Regions from separate parts of the Homo sapiens genome. Here region 1 is linked to region 2. A link is a loop called in an ENCODE intact Hi-C map of the cell type or tissue named here. Cell type or tissue: chondrocyte. All regions are shown on one strand. Links, peaks and the distances in the headings refer to the core of each region. The heading gives the core; the rest is flanking DNA. Region 1 has its middle 150 kb from the start of XPNPEP1. Region 2 holds the start of LOC107984182 (a long non-coding RNA gene).

The links. Hi-C counts contacts between places; a loop is a spot of excess contacts. Peaks named below come from ENCODE experiments on the same cell type or tissue, not always from the same donor. Only the 100,000 strongest peaks of a DNase experiment are listed, where the experiment ranks them.
Region 1: a loop joins it to region 2, with 2.6 times the contacts of the local background. A loop is called at or near these places in 4 of 110 quality-filtered maps.

Annotation. Positions count from the first base shown.
Region 1 is chr10:109,767,377-109,779,490 of GRCh38, reverse strand. No RefSeq gene overlaps it. Among named protein-coding and RNA genes, the nearest start is that of XPNPEP1, 150 kb to the left of the region's middle. In chondrocyte, for the core only: CTCF peaks have their summits at 5,270 and 5,484 (motif pointing right); no DNase peak of the experiment used is centred there.
Region 2 is chr10:109,405,368-109,417,481 of GRCh38, reverse strand. LOC107984182 (a long non-coding RNA gene) reads left to right here and starts at 5,470. Exons shown (of 3, transcript XR_001747307.2): 1 at 5,470-5,637. In chondrocyte, for the core only: CTCF peaks have their summits at 5,132 and 5,339; no DNase peak of the experiment used is centred there.

The DNA of each region.
Region 1 (12,114 bases), core at 1,576-9,575, 360 kb before region 2:
GTGTTATGTTAAGGTTGAGTTGGTGAGGAGCTTCCCACACAGCCTTGGCTGGTGTTGGGGACACAAGAAGGCAGCACAGATGCAGGAGTTCAGCCTCCCAACTTTTCTGTAAGTCCTGTGTAGGAATGAAGAGGTCAGTAGCAGCTGATACTGTAATGGCCCAAACTGAACCACTACCAATATTAAGACACATCGGCCCAAGAGGAGGTGATTAGGGAGGGAGAGAGATTCAGGATATTACCTTTAAAGTCCTTCACTCCCATCCCGGGGTGGCGGCGGGGGCAGGGGCTCAGTAGGATTCCTCCTGCTCTTGCTGCCTGTTTGCTAGCAGCTCTTGCTGTCTCACCTGGCAGTGATGTTTCACTGCTTCTGGTGGTCAGTATCATGAGTGTGTCTTTGCAGTTAGATTAGGGAGACTGTGGTCCATCCTCTGGCACTGTCTTGGCCACCTCAGTGCATGGTACAGATATGGTTTCTGTACAAATCTTACATTTGAAAATAGTCTTGCTCTTTATTCAAGTCACACATGTAGAAGTCATCAGGTCCACCCTACCAATCCCTCCTGATATCGTCTGGTCCTAATGCTAACCTCCTAACTGAATAGCTCTGCATTTTCACACCTGGCTACTTGTTGCAGACATCAGAAACCATAGCGTGCTTTTCTTGGAATCAACTACAATTGTAGAATTTTCCTTACTTTTTCTTCTTCTCTCAATGTTCAAACAATGCTACAATTGTTTGAGTGAACATTGGTTATTGATGATGCAGGTGGTCCAGCTTCATTTCCTACTGTGTACTTTCATTGGCCTCCTTTCTGGGTCATGCTGTTGGCCTCCTGCTGGGTGTTCCTGGATGTTGGGCCATATGGGTGGTCTGAGATAGTGCCTGTATTTCCTTACTGAACTCTGCAAAGCTTTTTAAAGATTTTTGGCTTCCATGGAATTACTTTGTTCTTGCTCCTTCCTGAAATAATCCATAATCATGCCTGTTCCATTATCCTCTGATTTAAAGACTTAAGTGCATAGTCTAGAGCCAAGATGAAGTGGGAGAAGGAATTAAACTAAAACCCAACTAAAATTTTTAAACTAAAAATTTAGCAGGAAGCCAACCATGAGAAAATTGTGGTATCTTCAATTTCAGCTGTTATGTAGAATAACAAATTAGAAGAAGGACTGAAATAGATGTTAATCTGTGCTTTGCTACTACCTGGCCAAATGACCTTGAACGAGTCATCTTAACTTTTGTGATCACTGTTTCTTCATCTATAAAATGAAAAGATTACAATAAATGGACCAACTTGAAGGCCCTTATTGGCTCTAACATTCTAGGGAGACATAACACACAAACCTCAAATGCTAACAGAAGAATGGAACTTTTCTAGTCCAATGGGGAATTTGGACATGACTAATGTAAAGATCATTAGAAGTTGGAATAATTATGACATGATCCCCTTCATGAAAAGAAGTCTCATGCATGGGGTTACTGTGTGCAAAGCTATTACACAAGGCAAGAAGAAGGGAAAACAGCAGGAAAGCAAAAAAAAAAAAAAAAGGACTTAATCTATACAGTAAGCATAGAGTAGTGCTAAGCACTTGGTAGACATTATCTTATGATTTTCACAACTCCAAGGTAGATATTATAATCTTCACTTGGTAGATGAGAAAAATGAGGACTAGGAAGGTTAAATAAATTGCCTAAGGTGGCCAGGCATGGCAGCTCACGCCTGTAATCCCAGTACTTTGGGAGGCCGAGGTGGGTGTATCGTGAGGTCAGGAGCTCCAGGCCAGCCTGGCCAACCCCGTCTCTACTAAAAATACAAAACCCGTTTCTACTAAAAATACAAAAATTAGCCAGGCATGGTGGTGGGCACCTGTAATCCCAGCTACTCAGGAGGCTGAGGCAGGAGAATCGCCTGAACTCAGGAGGCGGAGGTTGCGGTGAGCTGAGATCATGCCATTGCACTCCAGCCTGGGCGACAAGAGCAAGACTCCATCTAAAAAAAAAAAAAAATGCCTAAGGTTGAGTACATTGCCTAAAATTATAAGATACACCAAAAGCAAGTTGTTTATATCAGATTCAAATTCAAATCTTTCTGATTCCAAAGTTTCTACTCCTGAACTCTATTAAAAACAACAACAACAACAACAAAGCTGTATTTAAAACATGACAAAAAATCAAGAAGAAATTCCACTCCCCCATACTTGGATTTACTGCGGATGTTAATGCAAGTGATTCTACAAAGGATTCAGACTGATAGTCAATAGGAGAGAAATGCTGCCTCATTTTTTAGAGTATGGGAGGCTCCTGAAGGAGATGGTCTTCTGAGAGCCTTTTCAAGTTTCCATTATTATTGCTGAAGTTGAGATGGAAGGAGCTGGAACCCTTCCAGAAAAGGGAAAATTGTCAGGTACCAAGAATCCAGGGAAGCCTCTCTGTGCCTCTCACATGTCTGCTTTGTTCTGTTCACCTGCTTTATTTCTCTATGTCTACAGATGGGCTCTCTTTGCCGGTAGTCACATGGTAGAAGGGGCTATGCCACAGCTATCCAGATCACATCCACAGAGGTAACTTCTGATGTCTATCCCCATCAAAAGAATTCCCATTTGTCCAGCTTGGGCAATAGACTGTGGTAATTACTACTGTTGGTCCCAAAGAATTATATATCCATAGTATTTGCATTGCCTCTTGGTGGATAGATGGCAGTGAAGAGACTGTTATAGGATGTTGGGAGAATGGTAATTCATGTGCTGGCAAACATTTTGTGAAACTATTGCCTGTGGAATATGGAAAACAGAAAGTGTTCTAAATGAACTTGAGCATCAGGTTAGTCAGTTGGAAGCAGAATTTGAAAGTATGAGCCAGTCGCTACATGTACATTTGATAAAGTAGTACAAGAAAGGGATTAGCTCCAGGAAAGAAGGTTTATGAACAGTTTCAGATGAATATAGAGATTCCAGAGATTCTGGACTTTCGTGGTTGGAAAATGAAACTGCTACTGTCTCAAAGGCATGGCCATTAGACCACAGCCTTAGGACTGAGACCCCATTCAGAGCACTGCCATCAAGAAACAGTATCAGAGCAAATAAAAGTCACAGGCTTTGTTAACACTTCTGAAAAGATCGTGGGGTTACTGAGTAGAGAAAAGGCATTGTGAGAAATATTAGGGATGTTGTCCCATCCAAGCCCCACAGAGCAGATGCTTCCCGTACCCCACCCAGATTCCCTCGACCAGGCTGATACACTTAGGCCTCAGCTGCTGCAGGTGCTGGCTGCTAATGGCTCACACCTGTGCTCTTACATACATCCTTGCCCTTAGCAGACTCAACGGGTCCTGACCTCCCTTTGGCCTAATGCCTCACCATCCACTGGCCTTTCCACAAATAATTCCCAATGATTTCAAACTTAGATTAAGAATCAGAATTTTAAATGGAAGCCTAAAGCAGCGCTAGAAGTAAAATGGTCACTAAAGTATAGAAAAGTGGTCCTGCTTTATGTACATATTGAATATATGAAATCCCAGAACTATGTCATAGTTCTACAGCGTTTAAGCAACTTCACTCCATGTGATGTAGATAAAAATAATACTCAAGTTGCAGGCATCATCCTTTCCCCCATTTTCCCTGATATTTTTGCTGAAGTTTGAATGAGAATAGGAAAAGTGCCGAATACTACATTATACAGAAGACTTATGAGAAAGCTAGCTCACAAAGCCCCAGTGACTATAACAAAAGGCAACTGATAAGAATAGCAAGAAAGGGGAGTCATTACTGCCCAAAATATCTTGACAGGTGAATGTGGCTGACCTTCTGATGTAGAGCTCTGAAAATTGTAAAAATTGTGAAAATTGTAAAAATGTGCAGCTCTATTCAATCTGAAGTAGCAGCTTTTTTAAGTTCTGATTATGACACAGGCTCCGTGGCTCTATCTCTGCATTTCTTCCAGTAGCAACTGATGTGGAGGAAGGCCATTGCTCCCAGGAATGCCTTAAGAAAGGACTGCCCAGGGCCATCTCAATCTGGCCCTGAGTATCCATGTTCTCCAGCCTCCTATCTCATGACTTTCCCCCCAGGTACCATCTTCACTCCTGTCTTGGTTCACTTCCTAGTGGGCCATGAGTGCACTATACCACGCCATTTGCCCATCTTGTCTGTGGTCAAATCATTCTTTAGTTCCAGAGATATGTAATTTAATTATTATTATTTTTGAGACAGTCTTGTTGTGTCACCCAGGCTGGAGTGCAGTGGCGTGATCTCGGCTTACTGCAACCTCCACCTCCTGGGTTCAAGCAATTCTGGTGCCTCAGCCTCCCAAGTAGCTGGGATTACAGGCGTGTACCACCACGCCCAGCTAATTTTTGTATTTGTAGTAGAGACGAGGTTTTGCCATGTTCGCCAGGCTCTTCTTAAACTGCTGACCTCGAGGCCTGCCTCAGCCTCCCAAAGTTCTGGGATTATAGGCCTAATTTAGTTCTTTAAGTGAAGCAAAGTGATCCCTCTTCTGAGCTCTCTTGAAATATTGCATGCACATTACAGCTTTTCTGATGGCTTTGCATTGCATGTAAGATAAAATAATCCTGTCCCTGGCTTGCAGTGTCCTGAATTATCTGCTTTGGCTTCCTTTTCATGCATCCTTTCATGATTTGCTCCCATGTCTCACAAAGCTGTAGCTGGCTTTTTTCCATTTCTCTAAAGCACAGAAGCCCCAGGGCCTTTGTCTATCCCTTTCTCTTAACCTAGAACTGGTCTATTTCTATTTTTCATTTGTTTAATTTCTACTTATTCTTCTGACAGCTAATGACACTTAGATGCAGCCTTGCAGAGTGGTTAGTAGTATGGACTTCATAGGCAAAATGACTGGATTTATATCTGACGTCTACCACTTACAATGTTTGAGAAATTTAATTTCTCCAAGTACCATCATAAAATTAAACAGAGCAATTAGATAGAAAAATCCCAAGCCCCCCAAATCTATGATAAACATTTACAATAATTGATAAGGTATCTCCATGAAAGCTAAATATGAGTAGGTAGGGACAAACCACTGATCCTTCAAGACCTGAATGGTATCAAAGCTGTACTGGTGAAAGCAAAGGAAAACAATGGGGTATCTAATGTATGTCACAGTCCCCCAGTCAATCAGACAGGTTTTCACTGGAAACCTCAGAGGGCCAACCTGAGAGCAACTGCCAAACTCAGAATTTTGCAGACTCTGCTAGCAGTGTGTGCAAGTGGTCAGATCTGAAGGGGCCTGAGAGTCTGGACCTTGCGAATGCTTTAAACTAACCAGACAAAACTCCCTTTTAAGACAAAGCTCCACAGTGAGTAGGAACTGCTTGGAGTAAGATTCAAAGTGAGCAGTACGGGGTCAATAGAGATAAAGAAAAAACAAAGTTTACATGAAAGGAGGGGAGGAGTCCAGAGCTAGGAGATTGTCAGGAAGGAAAACATATCATGAACACTTCACAAGAAGAGCAGAAGAGGGAGCTCTAGAGCCATGAAGATAGGAAGGAAAATAACCAAATTTCATATAAAAATGAGCAACAAAAAGGATATAAAATTCCATAAAAACATGTCAAAAATTAAAAAACAGAAATAAGGAGTGCAACAACATTCCAACAAACAATTAAAATGTGCCAGAAGAAACGTGTTTACAAAACTGATGGGAACACATTCTCAAGTGTAGAAAGAAAACGGGAGGAGGAGCTTGCCAGCATGGAGATGCGTCTGCTAGAGAAGGCGTTCTGGGAAGGGGATCACGAAGGAAGCTGTGGGTCTTTTCTAATCCTTTCCCTCATGGAGAAGCAGGCAGACCAAGCTGGGTCCCATGTTGGCCAGAGGTTTAGTTCCAAGAAAGTAACTGGCAGCCATCACCATGCAAGAGAATGCAGAGCAGGGAGCATGATCTTGCATGGATGATGGAGCCAAGACTCTAGACTAGAGCAAAGAGCATAAGAGCTGAGCAGAGTTCAACCAGGTCATAAACCAAGCAGCGCAACAGCCAACAGGAAGTGATTCAGGAAGGTGTCCACAAATGGCTTTGAAACCGTTTCAACCTCCATTGAGTGGTCAACCTATGTGCAGCCTTCAGACACATCAAGCTGGTTTAAAGTTACAGAGTGTGTGACAACATCCATGGATAGATTAATACCTAAAAAGGAGGGAGGGTATTTTGGAGCAGAGCAAGGATGCCAGCATAGCGAAGTTTTAGGATTTGGAATGGGTAAACTAGCCTAATGAGGTTGGTCTATAGCAGAGGTCTCTGCTCTGAGCACCACCTCATATCCTTCCATCTCACTCACTCTAGATCTCCCACTTTAGAAATTACACAGCCTCGTTGTGACTTTCAATCCTCTACCCTATTACTTTTCTGTATTCTCACTATGCTCAGGTCTTTCTTTTTCTTCTCACCCATGTAGGTTCCTTGGTTCTTTCTGTTCACTCACTTGCAAACCTCATGGATGTCAGCCCCTCATTCCATTGTACTCAAAGAGCAACACTGACTCTGGCAAACCTCTCCATAGGTCTATCATTGCCCAATATCTTTTTCCAGCCCTAACGTTTCCTAGCAATTCCATCTGCTTTCCTGACATTTCCACTTGGATATTTAAAAGACATCTCAATTCTAACTTATCAAAACAACATTGACTTCTCCCCCTCGGCTACTTTTTCCAATCTTTTTCATGTCAATAAACAACACTGCATTTACTAATTAGCCAAGCCCAATCCTAGTTCTTCTCTGTCCCTCAAGAACCACATTTAATCTATCAGTATATTGTGTGGTGTCATTTGCTGAGTCCATTTAATCTATCAGTGTATTGTGTGGAACATACACTGAATCCATTGACCCCTCTGTACCTCCACAAAACATCCCTGGCACAACAGTAGCCTTCCAACATCTTCTAAAGTTGCCTTCTACCTATGTCCATTTGCAAACAGTAGCTGGAGTACTCAATTAGAGTATAGATCAATATAGATCATGTCACTCCCCTGTGTAAAATCCTCCTGTGTTTTCTGATTGTGCTCAGAATAAAATCCTGAATGAAGCTTTCATGCACCTGACTAATCTGGCCAGTTTGCCTCTCTGGCCTACTTATCCCTCCTCCCATTATAGCCTGGTCATACCGGTCCTCTTGGGACAGCTGGAAACTGTCATATGTGTTCTGACATGAGGACCTTTAGGACAAAGAAGGAATGAATCATACTTGCTGTGAAGGAGTAGCGTATGGTGCTGGGGAACCTCTAGTAGGGAGGCCTGACCTCATCTGAGGAGGCAGGGAGGCTGAGATGTGAAGACTAAGCTGGACTGGTGACTATGTGCAGAGCTGCAGAAGAAAGTACCAGATGGAAGGAAGAGTGTGTGCAAAAGCCCTGTGTCTGATGGGATGGTAGTATGTTTGAGCAGGGAGATGAGTGTCACAAGTAGTAGAATATGTCAGAGATCTGGGCAGAGGCCACATCCTTTAGGGTGTTAAAGGCCGTATCAAGGATGCTTTCACTGGGTCCAGCCTACTCATAAGACTGGCTGTCACTAATATTCCACTCTTAGCAATTCATTCTTTAGACTTAGGGCTTGATCCTAACTGAAATGTAAAAATACAGAGAGGAGGACATTCCAATGATATCTGGGTATAAATGATGTCTTTGTGAGTAGATCGAAAGTGGGGTGGCAGGAGGAAAGATGCTTTCTCTTTTGAGAGCCCTGAGGGAAAGACACAAAAATTCTTGGGGCTACTTCTCAATTTCATCCACAGAAGCCCTTGTAGGAATGCCTCAGTGGGAGCAGGAGAACTAAATGTCTTCCAGTTGCTCCAGAGGGCAAGGAACTCACAGATAGAACCTGTGGGTCAGGAAACAGTGGACTCAGAGCTGCCTCTGTGTGGTAAGAAGAACTAGCAGGAGCTCAAACCAGTGTGACATGAAATGTCTGGGCGTTTCTATTTTCAGAACTCACAGGAGAGAGGAAACAGGTATCCCTTAGAGCTCATGAGCATTTGAAAATAAGAATGACATTAGATTTGGGCCAAGTTAGCTGATCTGATGAGCAATTACAGACACATTATGATTCTAGGCAACTTCCTCTCACTCCCTTTGCTTCTTTGATTAGTAAATATTTGCCTTCTTTTTTCTTCTTTGGTTGCATCTGTCTTTCACTTGCTCTCCTGTTTTTGCTTCACTCTCGATCCTGCCTTTCCTCTTATTTTGCAAGTGGAATAGCTAAGCAGCTGCTCACTCTATGTTTCCAAAACCCCAGCTTGACCACCAGCCTTTAATCTCCAAATCTTATTTCTGGCCACAGATAGAAGACTCATGGATTCATGCGTGCACCCCCATCTACTGCAGGAATAGTTGAAAGCTTCTCCCTTTAAGACAGATCTCTCTTGTCCTCCTATTTTCCCCTATGTGAATCTATTTTCCAAAACTCAGCTCCTTTTTAGGCCTTAGAGCTTTTGAGTCAATGACAAAATTTCTTTCTGTTCCCTGAAAACCAATGCCAGAAAGAGGCTGTCCCAAGTGCCCTTGGCTCAGACTCTCCAGTCCAGTGAGATGGGCTGGCAGGAGGCTGACAGCTTCCTTTAATGGGCAGGATGTATTTTCTAGTGATTGATCACTTCCTCCATAAATTATGGATATCTCTGCTGAGGCCAATGAGTTATCAAGAAGCCGTTTGAGCAATAAATCCCTTCTCTACCATTCTATGGGCAGTATAGTACTGGCATTGTTCAAGTCACACAGAAATACAAGGCTTTGCAGGAATGATACTTTCCTAAAAAGCAAATTTTCACTTGTTAAAGCCTTGCAGGGAAGGCTTTGAGGGGACATGCAACTTTAGTCTGGGCAGCCTTGCTTCCCTCAACTCATTTAGGAGGGAGGCCTGGCTGGGATCATAGCAGGCTTGATTTGAACGAAGTGTATGATTTGAAATGAATGACTTTTGGTTCGTTGTTATTTTTTGGCAAAAGGGTATTTATTTGTGGGCTGATGCAGGAGGGATGGGAAAGAGAGAGACTAGGTAGCAGAGGGTTAGGGGAGATCACAAGGGAGTTATTGTAATGGGGACTCTGTAAGACTACAGCCTCAAGCAATTTCCCTTTGGGACCTAGGAGAACAAATGTGGCATGGAATTGAAAATAGATCATTTTCTCCATTTTTGCAGAACCCTTTCGGCACCTTCAGTACTGGCATCTTTGGGAATGATATCTTAGTCACAGACACTGGTGTTTTCATGAGCATAAGACATGAGAAATATTAGAACAGATGTGTGAGTCAACAGCCCAGGATATGTTCAGTCTCATTCTTTTGCAGCCAACACAGCACTGAGGACTTGGGTGGTGATTGGCAGTTGCAGAGACCCTATAAGCCGAGAGATCAGAGGTCTGAGTCTTGGCTCTGCTGCTTCTCTTAACCTCATGGGTAACTTTGAACAATTTCTCCTTTCTGTGTTTCCAATTTCTTATCCTTAAAATGAGGCATTTAGGGATAAGGGATCTTTTAGTTTCCTTCCAAATCTAGTATTTAATGTCATTGCCATTAGTCAACAGGGATTATTTTAAAATGTTAAAATAATGATTTCAGATTAGGCCAAGTCCTTGCTTAAAACTTCTCTACAGCTTCCCACTGAATGTGGGTAAACGCTGACGCCTCCACGCCCCACAAATCCTCACAGTCTTGCCCTTGCGCAGCCCCTGACCTCCCCTCCAGCCAGCCATCCCCGAGGTGCTTATGCTCCAGCTCCTTTCATCTGCCAAGTTCATTCTCACCTTAGGGCCTTTGAACATGCTGATCCCTCAGCCTGGAAAGAACCTCCCAAGCTTTCCACACAGATAGATTCTTATCACCTAGCCTCAGCCTCAGCCCTGATGCTGCCTTCTCAGAGACCCTCCCTTACCACAGCATAGATGATGCCAGCCCCACCCAGACATTCTGTATCCCATTCCCTTACTTTATCATCCTCATAACCTTTCTAACTATCTGCAGCAAACTCATTTATTTTATATTTATTTATTTGGTCTCTATGACAGCAGGGCCGTTGGTTGTCTTACTTACCACTATAGTCCCAGTGTCTGGCTTACCTCAGTTGTATACAAACCTTTATTGATGGGGACAGCACAGACATTTCACTAGCAGTAGAATCAGCTAAGTCCAAAGTTTTTGACTAGATCTTTAAAAAGGAGCCTTTTAAACTTTGATCAGCTTTAGGAACATTTACTTTTTCTTAGTCTGAGTTACGAGGTCGGAAAGAGGTTCCCCCATCCCAATTCCTGCTAAAACTGAATAAGAATCAACATAATACTTAGTTTAAAATTGGGAGAAAGGAAGTAACACATATTGTGTACCTATGATGTACCAGGCATTGTGCTAGGTGCTTTAGTTGCAAACTTATTTACTTCATGCAACTCTATGATACAGGTATTATCACCTTGGTCGCACATGAGGAAACTGGAATTCAATGGCATTCAGTCACTTTTCTATGGTTGTACTTCTAAAAATTGTAGGACTGGAGTTTAAAATTAGAAATACATGGTTGGAGGTTCATGACAATTTCTCTCTATGTCACTGTCTTTTTATTGGTTGTCCCCAGGGTTACTCTCAGATTTGATGACTCACTAGAAGACTCAAAGAACCTAGGCAAGTTGTTACACTCATGTTGCAGTTTATTACAGCAAAAACATACAATTTAAAATCAGCAAAGGCAAAAAGTGAATAAGACTGAGGCCATGAGAGAAGAGTTGTTCTCTCCCAGTGGAGTTGCTGGACAGCCTTTAATTTTCCCAGCAACGATATGTGACAACTTGTGCAAAGTTTTGCCAATCAGGAAATCTCACTCGAGCGTTGGTGTCCAGAGTTTTTATTGGGGGTCAGCTGCATAGGCATGTGGAACCTCTGCCATTCAGTCTCCAGCCAAGAATGGGCACAAAATTGGAATAAGGTTCTATCAGCCTAGAAATTGGGAGACTTCATACATAGCCACCACTTGGGGAGGCCAGGCCTGGGTATTGATCTGACTTGGGTATCTGAGACCCAGTTTGAAGGGGCTTGACTTGATCTCCATAAGCCATGACATGGAGATAGAAAGCACCAAAAGTGGAATTGGGGGAAGCTGAAGTCAGCTTTTTCTTTTATACATTTTTGTCCTGGTGTCACTCAACCATGGGATGAAAAGTACATTGGAAAGAGCACATGATTTTATGAATAATAACACCTCTGCTGTCATATTTATTGGTCTCAGGAACAACCACCATTTGGTTATTACTGTGTATGGAAACTAAAGACACCTGTCATAGCATGACACGAACGGTGAATCAGACCATTCATAATTTTGAAGCCATTTATCATAATATTGTTAATATATTGGCTCCATTTGGTGGCAGGATACCTAGATGTGATATGTTGCTCTCTAGATTTCCAGTACCATTTTGTGTTAATTAGTAGCAACTTAGTCAAAGCTTAAGATGAAATATTATTTTAAGTTTGCTTGCATGAATTTAAATCACAATAAGCTAAAGTCCATATTGTACATTTTATAAAATTTTACTAAGCCAGAGAGGGGGAATTGTCATGCTGGTAGGAAATCTGATTCACTTTTTTGAATGAGGATTGAGCTTCCCTTTACGGGGAAGGAAGATTTTTCAGTTTCAAGTGGCAAACCCTGTAGTCATTTAATATTTTTGGAGAACCAGATGGGTGTTCAGAGATTTGAGTGGGAGAAGTTTGTATTGATTGCTTAGTTTGAAATCATAAAGGCAGGTAAGGGAAACAGGTGCCTTTCTTTCAACATAACATGTGTCTCTCTAACATTAGTATTCCAACTTTACTGAATTATTGAGCAGGAATAATAATTTTACATGACAATATATGGGCTGACCAATGTCATTCTCCCTAGGAATTAATAAATTGTGTCTCTGTGTTTATCAACTAACATACTCTGAATAGTAGTTGGATTTATTTTTCCTTGCTCCTTTTGGGCATATCAATTAACCCACAGCTGACATCTCATATAATGGCCATAAATACTTCAGCTGCCCAATTCCATAGAAGGGAGAGATGGGGGTATGTGGCATTTTCTGATTTTTCAATATGTGGATGCTGGAAGCTCATTTATTTTTGTAGTCAAAAT
Region 2 (12,114 bases), core at 1,844-9,843:
AGGGTATATTCAGCTTCATGCAATATAATTTGAAGGAATGCTGAGTTAGTAATTGTGTGTAAACAAACAGACTTGGCATACCTGGCTACTCCTGAGAGTCAAGACTATGTTTAGCTATGACCACAAGAGAGAAAGTTCCTTGGCCCACTCTCCAGGGCATGCTTTCTGGTCTTGTTTTGATGCTGGAACCTCCTACTGGAATTATTAACCTTCCTTTACTACAAGACGCTGACCAAGCCTCCTTAGATCCTCAGAAGCTTCCAGAACCTGTCTCCTTGTGTGTAATCCCTCATTCTCAGCAACTTGCCAATTTGTCACCTGTTTTTGGAGGCCCATTGCATTTCTAACTATATTTTAGAATCAGCTTCCCAATGTAAAAAAACAAAAAAGTTGCTGAGGTTTTGGCTGTAACTGTGTTGCTTTTTTAGATTAATTCGAAATTTGAAAATAATTGGTAACTTATTTTGTTTCTTGAAATACATGAACGTAGAATATCATTATTTACGTGTTTTAAGACTTCTCTAAGCAATAATTCATAATTTATTTAAAATTCCTATGTCTTTAACATTGTTTATTATATTTATTACCATACATATAACAATCTTTGATGTTGTAATCATATTACATTTCTAATTTTATTTTTTGATTGTTGCAGTGTGATTTCAGAGACTAAACAGTGCTGATAGCTGTTAGACCCTGGGCCTAGCCAGAGTGAAGAGCCTTGTGGAACACTCTGAACATTCATTTCAGATGTAAGAAATAACCTTAGGAGTGCAGATAATTGATTATGGAAGATTGATCTTATATCTAGTACCTTGCTAAATTCACTTATTGATTTCAGATTTGCTATATGTAATATTATGTCATCTACAATAAAGACTATGTTATGCTTTCCATCCAATTGTTACGCTTTTCATTTCTTTATCTTGTTTTAATACACAGTCTAAAAGTGCCAGCAAAATGTTGAATGACAGTAATTTCAGTGTACCCCTTTGTCTTATCCTAGAAATTAGGAGAAAACTATACAATAGCTTACCTTTAAGTATGATGTTAATTGTAGTTCTGTTGTAGATACCCTTTATCAGATTAAATATGTTCCCATATTTTCCTAGTGTGCTGAAAGTGTTTATCATACATGTGTGATGATACTTATCAAATTCTCTATCATCAGCAAATATATCTGTTCGCACTCTTATAGTATTTCCTACCTTATACTCTAGTCTGCTGATGTTAATGGAGCCAGAACATTTTATATAGTGTTTTTTTGATATAACTTATTTCATCATTTTACTTTTAACCTATCTGTGTGTTATATTCAGGTGTGTTTCTTGTAAGTAGTATAGAACTGGATCTTATTTTTCCCAGTCTGATGTCTTTATGTTTTAATTATAGTGTTTAGTTCATTTACACTTAACATATGTGGGATTAATTCTGCCATCTTGCTAATTGTTTTATATTTGTCTCACTGATTATTTGATTCTCTTATCCTGCCTTCTTTTGTATTGGTCATTATTTTTTAATGCATTTTATCTCTTTTAAGGGACTTTTCTCATGTGTTAAATATGATTACTTTATTTGTTATACTAGAAGTTAAAAAATACATTCTAACTTTTAATGATTGCCATTCTAACTGGTGTGAGATGGTATCTCATTGTGGTTTTGATTTGCATTTCTCTGATGGCCAGTGATGGTGAGCATTTTTTCATGTGCTTTTTGGCTGCATAAATATCTTCTTTTGAGAAGTGTCTGTTCATGTCCTTCGCCCACTTTTTGATGGGGTTGTTTGTTTTTTTCTTGTAAATTTGTTTGAGTTCATTGTAGATTCTGGATATTAGCCCTTTGTCAGATGAGTAGGTTGCGAAAATTTTCTCCCATTCTGTAGGTTGCCTGTTCACTCTGATGGTAGTTTCTTTTGCTGTGCAGAAGCTCTTTAGTTTAATTAGATCCCATTTGTCAATTTTGGCTTTTGTTGCCATTGCTTTTGGTGTTTTAGACATGAAGTCCTTGCCCATGCCTATGTCCTGAATGGTAATGCCTAGGTTTTCCTCTAGGATTTTTATGGTTTTAGGTCTAACGTTTAAGTCTTCAATCCATCTCGAATTGATTTTTGTATAAGGCGTAAGGAAGGGATCCAGTTTCAGCTTTCTACATATGGCTAGCCAGTTTTCCCAGCACCATTTATTAAATAGGGAATCCTTTCCCCATTGCTTGTTTTTGTCAGGTTTGTCAAAGATCAGATAGTTGTAGATATGTGGCGTTATTTCTGAGGGCTCTGTTCTGTTCCATTGATCTATATCTCTGTTTTGATACCAGTACCATGCTGTTTTGGTTACTGTAGTCTTGTAGTATAGTTTGAAGTCAGGTAGTGTGATGCCTCCAGCTTTGTTCTTTTGGCTTAGGATTGACTTGGCAATGCGGGCTCTTTTTTGGTACCATATGAACTTTAAAGTAGTTTTTTCCAATTCTGTGAAGATAGGTGCTGGAGAGGATGTGGAGAAATAGGAACACTTTTACACTGTTGGTGGGACTGTAAACTAGTTCAACCATTGTGGAAGTCAGTGTGGCGATTCCTCAGGGATCTAGAACTAGAAATACCATTTGACCCAGCCATCCCATTACTGGGTATATACCCAAAGGACTATAAATCATGCTGCTATAAAGACACATGCACACGTATGTTTATTGCGGCACTATTCACAATAGCAAAGACTTGGAACCAACCCAAATGTCCAACAGTGATAGACTGGATTAAGAAAATGTGGCACATATACACCATGGAATACTATGCAGCCATAAAAAATGATGAGTTCATGTCCTTTGTAGGGACATGGATGAAATTGGAAATCATCATTCTCAGTAAACTATCGCAAGGATAAAAAACCAAACACCGCATGTTCTCAGTCATAGGTGGGAATTGAACAATGAGAACACATGGACACAGGAAGGGGAACATCACACTCTGGGGACTGTTGTGGGGTGGGGGGAGTGGGGAGGGATAGCATTAGGAGATGTACCTAATGCTAAATGACGAGCTAATGGGTGCACCACACAAGCATGGCACATGTATACATATGTAACTAACCTGCACATTGTGCACATGTACCCTAAAACTTAAAGTATAATAATAATAATAAAAAAATACATTCTAAACATTTACTATGAAACATTAAATAGTACTGTTGAACTCTTAGCTTCTGTGGCACTCAGATCTTTATTTCTAAAGACTATTCCTCACTAAAAATAATTTTGTCTCTTTGGGATGCCTTATTCCAGGTTTGGAGCAGAGATTAGAAAATGACCGTGAAACATCTTATTGAGACAGAAAACAAGGAAGTACTAAAAGATTAATGAGGGTCATGTTAAATGGATGAAGAGTTGTCTTGAAGGGGTCCTTACTGGCCAAGTTCAGAATAACTGGAACAGTCAAAATAATTAAAAGATGATGATTTTAAGAGTGGTGAATTGAGATAAGACATATATAGGATTTCATTGTACTCTTATTTCATGTTTGTTGTGGACGTGAATGATTTCAATAATAACACTGTATTACTAATCCGGGCATATAGTTTTGCACATTTTATCTTCCAAGTCCCATAATTGTTTTATTTTAAATTTTTTGGTATTCTTTAGAGCACCAGTGCAGTTCCCATTTCCCATCATTTGAAGCATAAAGAAAATGTGGCTGCAGACAATAGGAAGAATTTGTTATGATAGGAGCTTTTCTTTGAGATTCTGTCCAATTGTGACAGTAAAAATTTCCTAAGGTATCTGACATCCAAAGTGAGAGAAACCATATGATTTTAAGGCTAACCATATGCTTTTTTTTTTCACTGCCAATTGTGACAGTAAACATTTCCTAAGGAATCTGACATGCAAAGTGAGAAAAACCGTATGCTTTTAAGTCTGGGGTGGGGTGGCACACACCTGTAATCTCAGGACTTTGGGAGGCCGAGGCAGGAAGATCACTTGAAGCAATGAGTTCCAGACTAGCCTGCATGACAAAGTAAGACCTTGTCTCTATAAAAAAATAAAAACTAAAAATAAATAGTTGGGGGTGGTGATGTGTGCCTGTAATCCCAGCTACCTGGGAAGCTGAGGCGACAGGATCTATTGAGCCCAGAAGTTTGAGGCTGCAGTGAGCATGATCATGCCACTGCATTCCAGCCTGGGCTACAGAGTGAGACCCTGTTTCTAAAAAAAAATTTAAAAAAATACCAAGTAAGAGAAGCCACATGCTCTTAAAGATCTCCTCTCTGATTTCACTGCAGAATGCATAGGATAGGTTTTTTCCCTATTGTCTCAGGATAGAAATATTTCCTACTAAGAGAAAAAAAGATACTTGGTAATGAAAATTAGCCCTCAAATGGGACTAATGCTGATGATTTATTACACCAAAACAATACAATCATAATTCCTGAAGTTTAACTTCCCAACTCTACAGTATTTTTTAAAAAAGTAATTTTAGCTGAAGATAAATTTGGCAGGAAAATGGCAGGGCTATATGGTAATTTATCTACCAAAAGGCCATTAATGGGCAACTGGAACATGTAATGCAACCAAATGATTTTTCCCATATTGGTCTCTTGGGGTATGAATAGTCCAAAGGATGGTTCTAGGCTAGGCACAAGACTCAAACAAGTAGAATTAGAATTGGGCCTGAGATTTTTGCTAAAACGAAACAAAACAAAACCAAAACACACACACACACACAGTGTTTTTAGTAATCAGAATAGGCTAGATTCTGCTGCATGAACCAAAGATCCCTGACAGCTTAATTTCTTTGTCACACCAAGTCCAATTCAGGTTGACCAACTGTCCACTATGCTGTAGCGCCTCCATCTGAATCATGGGACCTCTAACCAGATGCAGCCTGTTTTTCTATTTTATAAGCACCTTTCAAAGAAGATGATTTATTGAACTGTTTTGCAGAATTTTGTCAGTTACCCACACTCCTGTTGGCTGCAGCATCTTTTTTGACAACTTCAGGCTGTTCTTTCTTATTGCAGCAAACTCTAAGCCCTGATATTTTCATACAGATTAGTCTTGTCATCTCAACTAGATTGTACATTATTTGAAAATAGCATCTTGAATCCCCATAGTCAGAAGCACAGTTTAGGAGACATAATAGTTTCTCAAACAAGATTGCTTGGTGTTTTGATTTACTGGGCCTCAGAGGCATCTGAAATTGCAGCTCTTTTTACTTTTTGTACTCAGACATTTTATACAAAAGCAACAGAAGTCCTGTGTTGTGTCTATAAATCTTATTCTTTTCATAGGTTTGCTTTTTGCCAGTAAAGAAACAAAGGGCTAAGTTGGAATGTGTCATGTCATGGACCTTCTCTGACCCCTACCGTCCATCTCTCCCTAGGTTTGGAGCAGAGTTGAACACTGGTAACTGGTGGCTGCTTCCCGTGCTGCTTATTCACATGACCACTGGGAACACAAGTAGGTTGAGTACTTTTGTTCTTTGCTACATTTCCACTCACCACTGACGTCTTTGTAGGTTGAATGCTGGCATGCCTGCCTGGGTGTTCAAGATCAGTTTATTCTAGCACTATCTCTTTTTGGATGTCGAAGGCTTTTGGGAGATGGTTTGAATGCTTCCGGGGACCTTATCTGCCAAGCGAAGAGCAATTGGTAAGCAAATAAATAGCAATGAGCTACCACGTAAAAACTAATTTTGATCTACTTGATATTCCTCCTAGAGCCATCTTTCAGCGAGAAAGTTCTAATCTATATTAAATTTGCATTTTATAATAAGTAAAAATGGAGACCAATGGATTAATATACAATAAGAGAAGAATAGTCTCAAAATAATTTTTCCCTTCTAACCTGAAATGCACTCTCAGGTTTAGTATAGTTTGATTGGTATTTCCTTCATCTTCAAGGAGTTTTATTTATTAGACACCTTGACATCAAGAAAAAGAGTCAAAGGGCAATATTTCTCCTGCTGACTCATCAAAGTACCCCATTGGAGGCCTTTGTCATGAGTTCTGGGCAGAGGAAAACTTGGTTCTGAGAAGCTGTTATGTGGAGCTGGGGTCTGTTTTCCCTGGCACAAATGACATCTCACAAAGGAATTAACAAAGTGGGCAAATGGGACAACCTTGCCTTTCCAGAGAAAAATACTTGACTAACAGCTTAGGAGGTGGGGCTAATGAGAAGCAGGGTTTCTCTGAAAGGTCTTGATCTTAAGGTAACAGAAAAACCTGGCTGCCGAAGGGGATCTGAGTGACACCATGTCCTAGATGTTATCTCATCCTTTATCATTCAGATAAAAAACAATTTTACCCAGCGAAGACATGAAATCACATTTTAAAATTTCTACAACTTACCAAGTCTTTTCTTCTTTGCCTGAGCCCTAGAAGTCCTGTTCTGCAGTCAGTCCTTTGCTGACCTTAATCAAGGCCCTACTACTGCAGCACTGTTGCTGCTGGAAGTCCTTCTCACCTTTGCTTTTTGGCAGGGCTTCCTGGGAGCTGGTGGTATTTCTATTAATTTCAGAATGCAGATACCTGACACAATCCATTAGTCTTGGAGTCACATTCTCATGGTTTGGCCTGGTACTGTCTAAATTGACTGCTTCCAAAGTCAAGGTCAGGGGGACACAGACTTGAGGGTCAAGCAACAAGGAGAGGGAAAGGAGGAAGATGCGGAAGAGGAGGACATTTCCTAAGGCTGAGAAACAGAGCAGAGAGTTAAATATTTTAAAACCAGAGGAGATTGAGATTTAGATGTAAAGAAGTGTCAAGAAATCCAGATTTACTATGCTGTTTAATTCAAAGAACTATTCTAGCCCAGGAAAGAATAATGATGATGATAGTAACAATAATAGCCACTTATTTAGTAGCTATTATAGTTAAGATACAGTTTTAAATGGTTTTGCATATATTTTCTAATTGGTTTCTTATAACAAACTTATAAAGTATATGCTATTAACCTTTCTATTTTACATATGAGAAAACTGAAATTCAGGAATGAGAAGTAGTTTGCCTAGGGCCACCCAGGTAATGAGTACAGCACTGAGATTTTTAGCTTAGTTCTAATTGGTACTGTGGTATGTGTTTTATTTTTTTCTTTATCGTTGTAAACATTGTAGTCTGTAGGTACTCTGCCCAGGTCTCTTCTAGTCATCTTTATTAATTCTGGGTGCATGGCTTCTAACTTCTGTGTACTTCTCCCAGGAAATCACACCTGCAACTTTCTCTAGAGGATTACCTTTGGGCTACTAGAGCCTCTTAGACCAGAGCAGGGAATGCTTAGTAATTTACAGTCCTCTGCTTATGATCCCAAACCAATGACTAATCATTGCAGCACTATAAAAGCTCAACACCTGTGCCTCAAGTTGGGCCACCTCTTAAACTGTGATAAACAACAGTGGAGTTGAACTCCAGAGCCCCCTATGGATTCTGTCATCTGTAATCCAGTCTCTTTCGTTCACCAACGCTGGTTGTTTTCCAGGCTCATGGATATAGTATTTATTTTAGCTGTAATGTGTTATTCTTCCTTCCTAATGGCATTGGCCATTTTCTGATCCAGAATGGAAACAAACAGTAAATGTCTTTTTTCACGGAACTGAATTTTAATGTGTACCTTCTAGAAATGCTACACAAAATATTTGGCATGAATCCTGGCACGTGCAGCAGAATACTGGTTAGAACAGAAGAACTTGCAGCTCAGAAAACACATCAAGTCAGATCCCCTGGACTAAAAGAGTGAAAACAAATTGCCTCTTTTTTTTTTTTTTTTTATTTAGAAAAGCTTGTTTAGCAAATTTTTTTTTCTTTTTTTCTCTTTTTTTATTTCAGTGGCAGTAACTTTGGCAAATAGGTTTGAACTGTCAAAAGTACGTTAAATCAAGCTTCAAATATTATGAAACAGAAACTGTCATAGCTTTGTGATTATATTTGCTTTGTGATTGTGTGAAAAAAATCACAATCACAATAGCATAACCATAATAATGAATAAAGGCTATGAATGCCCTTTCATGGAATAAAACCATTATAAGATATATGGCACATTGAATCTTTTTTCTCAACAGCTTTATTGAAATATAATTCACATTCTATATAATTTGCCCACTTTGAGTATACAATTTACTGCTTTTTGGCGTATTCACAGGACAGCATAACCATCACACGATGTAAGTTTAGAATATTTTTCTTTCATCTAAAAGAAATTCCATATTCATTAGCTATCAATCCCCATTCTCTCCTATAAAAACACCCCAATCCCTAAGCAACCACTAATCTAATTTATGTCTCTAAAATATGCCCATTCATATTGCACATAAATGGAACCACAGAATATGCTTTTGCTTTTTGTGACTGGCTTCTTCTTTAACTTGGCACAGTGTTTTTAAGGTTTATTTATATTGTAGCGTATATCAGTACTTTATTCCTTTTTATTGCAACATAATACTCTATTTTATGGATAATCCACATTTTGTTTATCCATTCATCAGTTGAGGAATATTTGGGTTTTTCCATTTTCTGGATATAAGGAATAAATATGCTGTGAACGTTCATGTAGAAGTTTTTGTGTGGGTATGTTTTCATTTCTTTTGGGCATATATATGGGAGTGAAGTTGCTGAATCATATGGTAACTCTATGTTTGACATTTTGAGAAACTGTCAAACTTTTTTCCAGAATTGCTGCATTACTCTGCATTTCCACCAGTAGTTCATGGGGGTGCGGACTTCTGTATACCCTTGTTAGCACTTATTATTATATTTCTTTTTTATTATAGTATTCTATTAGATCTAAACTGGCATCTTATTGTAGTTTTGATTTGTATTTCTCTAATGACTAATGATGTTGAGATTCTTTGTATGTGCTTATTAGCCACTTGTATATATTCTTTGGAGCAATACGTATTCAAATTATTCACTCATTATTTAATTTGCTTTTTTATGATTAAGTATTCTTCACATATTCTGAAAACAATTTCCTTATTTGATATACGATGTGAAAATACTTTATCCCATTCTGTGGGGAGTATTTTCACTTTCATGATAATATTGTTTGTGGCACAAAACATTTCAATTTTGATATACTCCAATATAACATTTTTTTCTTTTGTTGCTATGTTTTTGGCATCATATATAAGAAACCATTGCCCAATGAAGATTTACTCCTATGTTTTCATTTAAGAGTTTTCTAGTTTTTATTTCTTACATTTAGGCCTCTGAACTGTTTTTATTTATTATTTTTTCTTTATTCAACTTTTATTTTAGACTTAGGGGATAGAAATGCAGGTTTGTCACGAAGATATTGTGTGATGCCGAAGCCTGGAATACGAATGAATCCATCACCGGGGTAGTGAGCATAGTACCCAATAGGTAATTTTTTTCAATCCTTACTCGTTCTTTCCCCACTTTTGTATTCCCCAGTGTCTACTATTCCCATTTTTATGACCATGTGTACCCAATATTAGCTCCCACTTATATTATAAGTGAGAACATGTGATATTTGGTTTTTTGTTCCTGTGTCAGTTCGCTTAGGGCAGTGGTTTCTAGCTGCATCCATGTAGCTGTGAACAACATGATCTCTTTCTTTTCTATAGCTGTGTAGAATTCCCATAGTGTATATGTACCACATTTTATTAATCCAGTCCACCATTGATGGGCACCTAGGTTGATTCCATGTCTTCACCATTGTGAATAATGCTGTGATGGATATATGGGTTCATGTGACTTTGGTAGAAGAATTTACTTTTCTTTGCATATATACCCAGTAGTTGGATTGTTGGGTTGCATGGTAGTTTAACTCTTAGTTCTTTGAGAAATCTCCAAACTGCTTTCCACAGTGATGAAACTAACTTACATTTCCACTAACAGTGTGTAAGTGTTCCGTTTTCTCCACAGCCTTGCCAACATCTGTAAGTTTTTGACTTTTTAACAAAAGCCATTGAATTAAATTTTGATTATGGTATGAGTAGGGGTTCAATTTTATTCTTTTTAATGAGACAAATCCAGTTTTACCAGTACCATTTATTAAAAAGATTATTGATTCTCTATTGAATTGTCTGGGCTTTCTTGTTAAAAATCAATTGAACATAAATGTATGAGTGAGTCTATTTCTGGATCCTACCATTTGATGCCATTGGTCTGGATATCTATTTTATGACAGTACTATACTGTCTTAATCAGATTGTAGTTTTTGAAATTGAGATATGTCAGTCTTCCAGTTCTGTTCTTTTTCAAGATTGTTTTGGCTATACTGTATTCTTTTTATTTCTCTATCAATATTATACAAGCTTGTCAATTTCTGCAAAAAGGGCAGCTGGAGTTTTGATAGGGATTGTTTTGAATCTCAGATCAATTTGGGAAGTATTGTCATGTTAACAATATTAAGTCTTCTAATCCATAAAAATGGAATGCCTTTCCACTTATTTAGTTCTTCTTTAATTTCTTCCAATAATACTTTATAATGTTCAGCGTATAAGTCTTTCATGGCTTTTGTTCATTTTATACCTAAGTAATTTTATTCTTTTTGATACTATTGTAAATGGAATTAAAAAATTTATTTTCAAAATATTCATTGCTAGTGTGTACAAATAAAATTGATGTTTCCATATTAACCTTGTATTATGCAGGCTTGCTGGACCTATTAGTTGATTAGTATTAATTAGCTTTTATTAGTACTTATTTTATTACTGGTACTACTAACAGTATTTAAATTGATTTTCTGTGATATACCTATCATATGCAAATATAGTTTCACTTTTCTCTTTATAATCTGGATGCCTTTTGTTTCTTTTTATTGCCAAATTTTCCTTGTAGAACCCCCAATACAAGGTTAAATAGAATTGATAAAGAGGACATTCTTGAATGGTTCCTAATTCAGGGGGAAAGCATTAAGTCATTCACCATTAAATATGATGTTCACTATTCACATAGATGCCACTTTTCAGATTAAGGAAGTTCTCCTTTGTTCTTAGGTTACTGAATATAATGCTCATGAAATGGCATTGGATTTTATAAAATAAATTTGTATCAATTGATATGATCCTGTGGTTTCTGTCCTTTATTCCATTAACGTTGTATCATATATTGATTCACTTTCATGTGTTAAACAAACCATGCATTACTTGAGATAATTCCCTTGTGGTCATAATGAATAATCCTTTTTAAATATTGCTGCGTTTAGTTTTCTAGTACTTTGTTGAGAGTCTTTGAATCTATATTGGTTTTTATTTTTTCTTCTTATGATGGCTTTGTTTAGCTTTGGTATCAGAATAATAATAGGATAATATGGGCCTTGTAGAATGAGTTGAGAAGTGTTTCTTCATCTTCTATTTTGTGGAAAAGTTTGCAAAGGATTGGTATTAATTCTTCTTTGAACATTTTATAAGAATTCATTTATGAAGCCATCCAGGCCTGAATTTTACTTTATGGGAAGTTCTTAAATTACTGATTCATCTCTTTACTTGTTATCGATCACTACAGATGTTCTAATTCTTCCTGAGTCAGATTTAGTAATTTACATCTTTCTATAAATTTGTCCATTTCATGTAAGTTATTTAGTTTCTTGACGCACTGCTGTATATAGTATTTTCTTATGATACTTTTTATTTCCATAAGATCAGTAGTGATGTCATGTCCCCTCTTTATTCCTGAATTTTATAATTTGAATCTTCTTTCCTTTTTGCTTTGTCAGTCTAGCTTAGTTTGTCAGTTTTGTTGACCTTGTCAGTGAACCAATTTTTAGCTTTGTTGGTTTCTCCATTGTTTTTATATTTTTGATTATGTTTATTTATGCTCTAGTCTTTGTTATTTCTTTTATTTCTTTCCTATTCTCTCTTTGGATTGATTTTTCTCTGAATAAGGCATGGTTCAGATCTCCCATTTCCTTAACTTGGCTCCCTTTCATTGAAGTCTTCTTCCGATGAATTCTGTGGGATTGACTGTAAGGAGTGTATGGGGCTGGGCATCAGAACCAAGCATTGGCAGATATCCACCAGTTAACTTGGCCACAGTGGGATTTCATTACTCAATATGTTCTTGTTTATCTTCTTTTGAGAATTCTGTCTAAAATTAGTCGCTGAATGGGATTGTTTAACTAAATGTTTGGGAATAGTGAAGAATAAAAATAAATTCATATACAGAGATA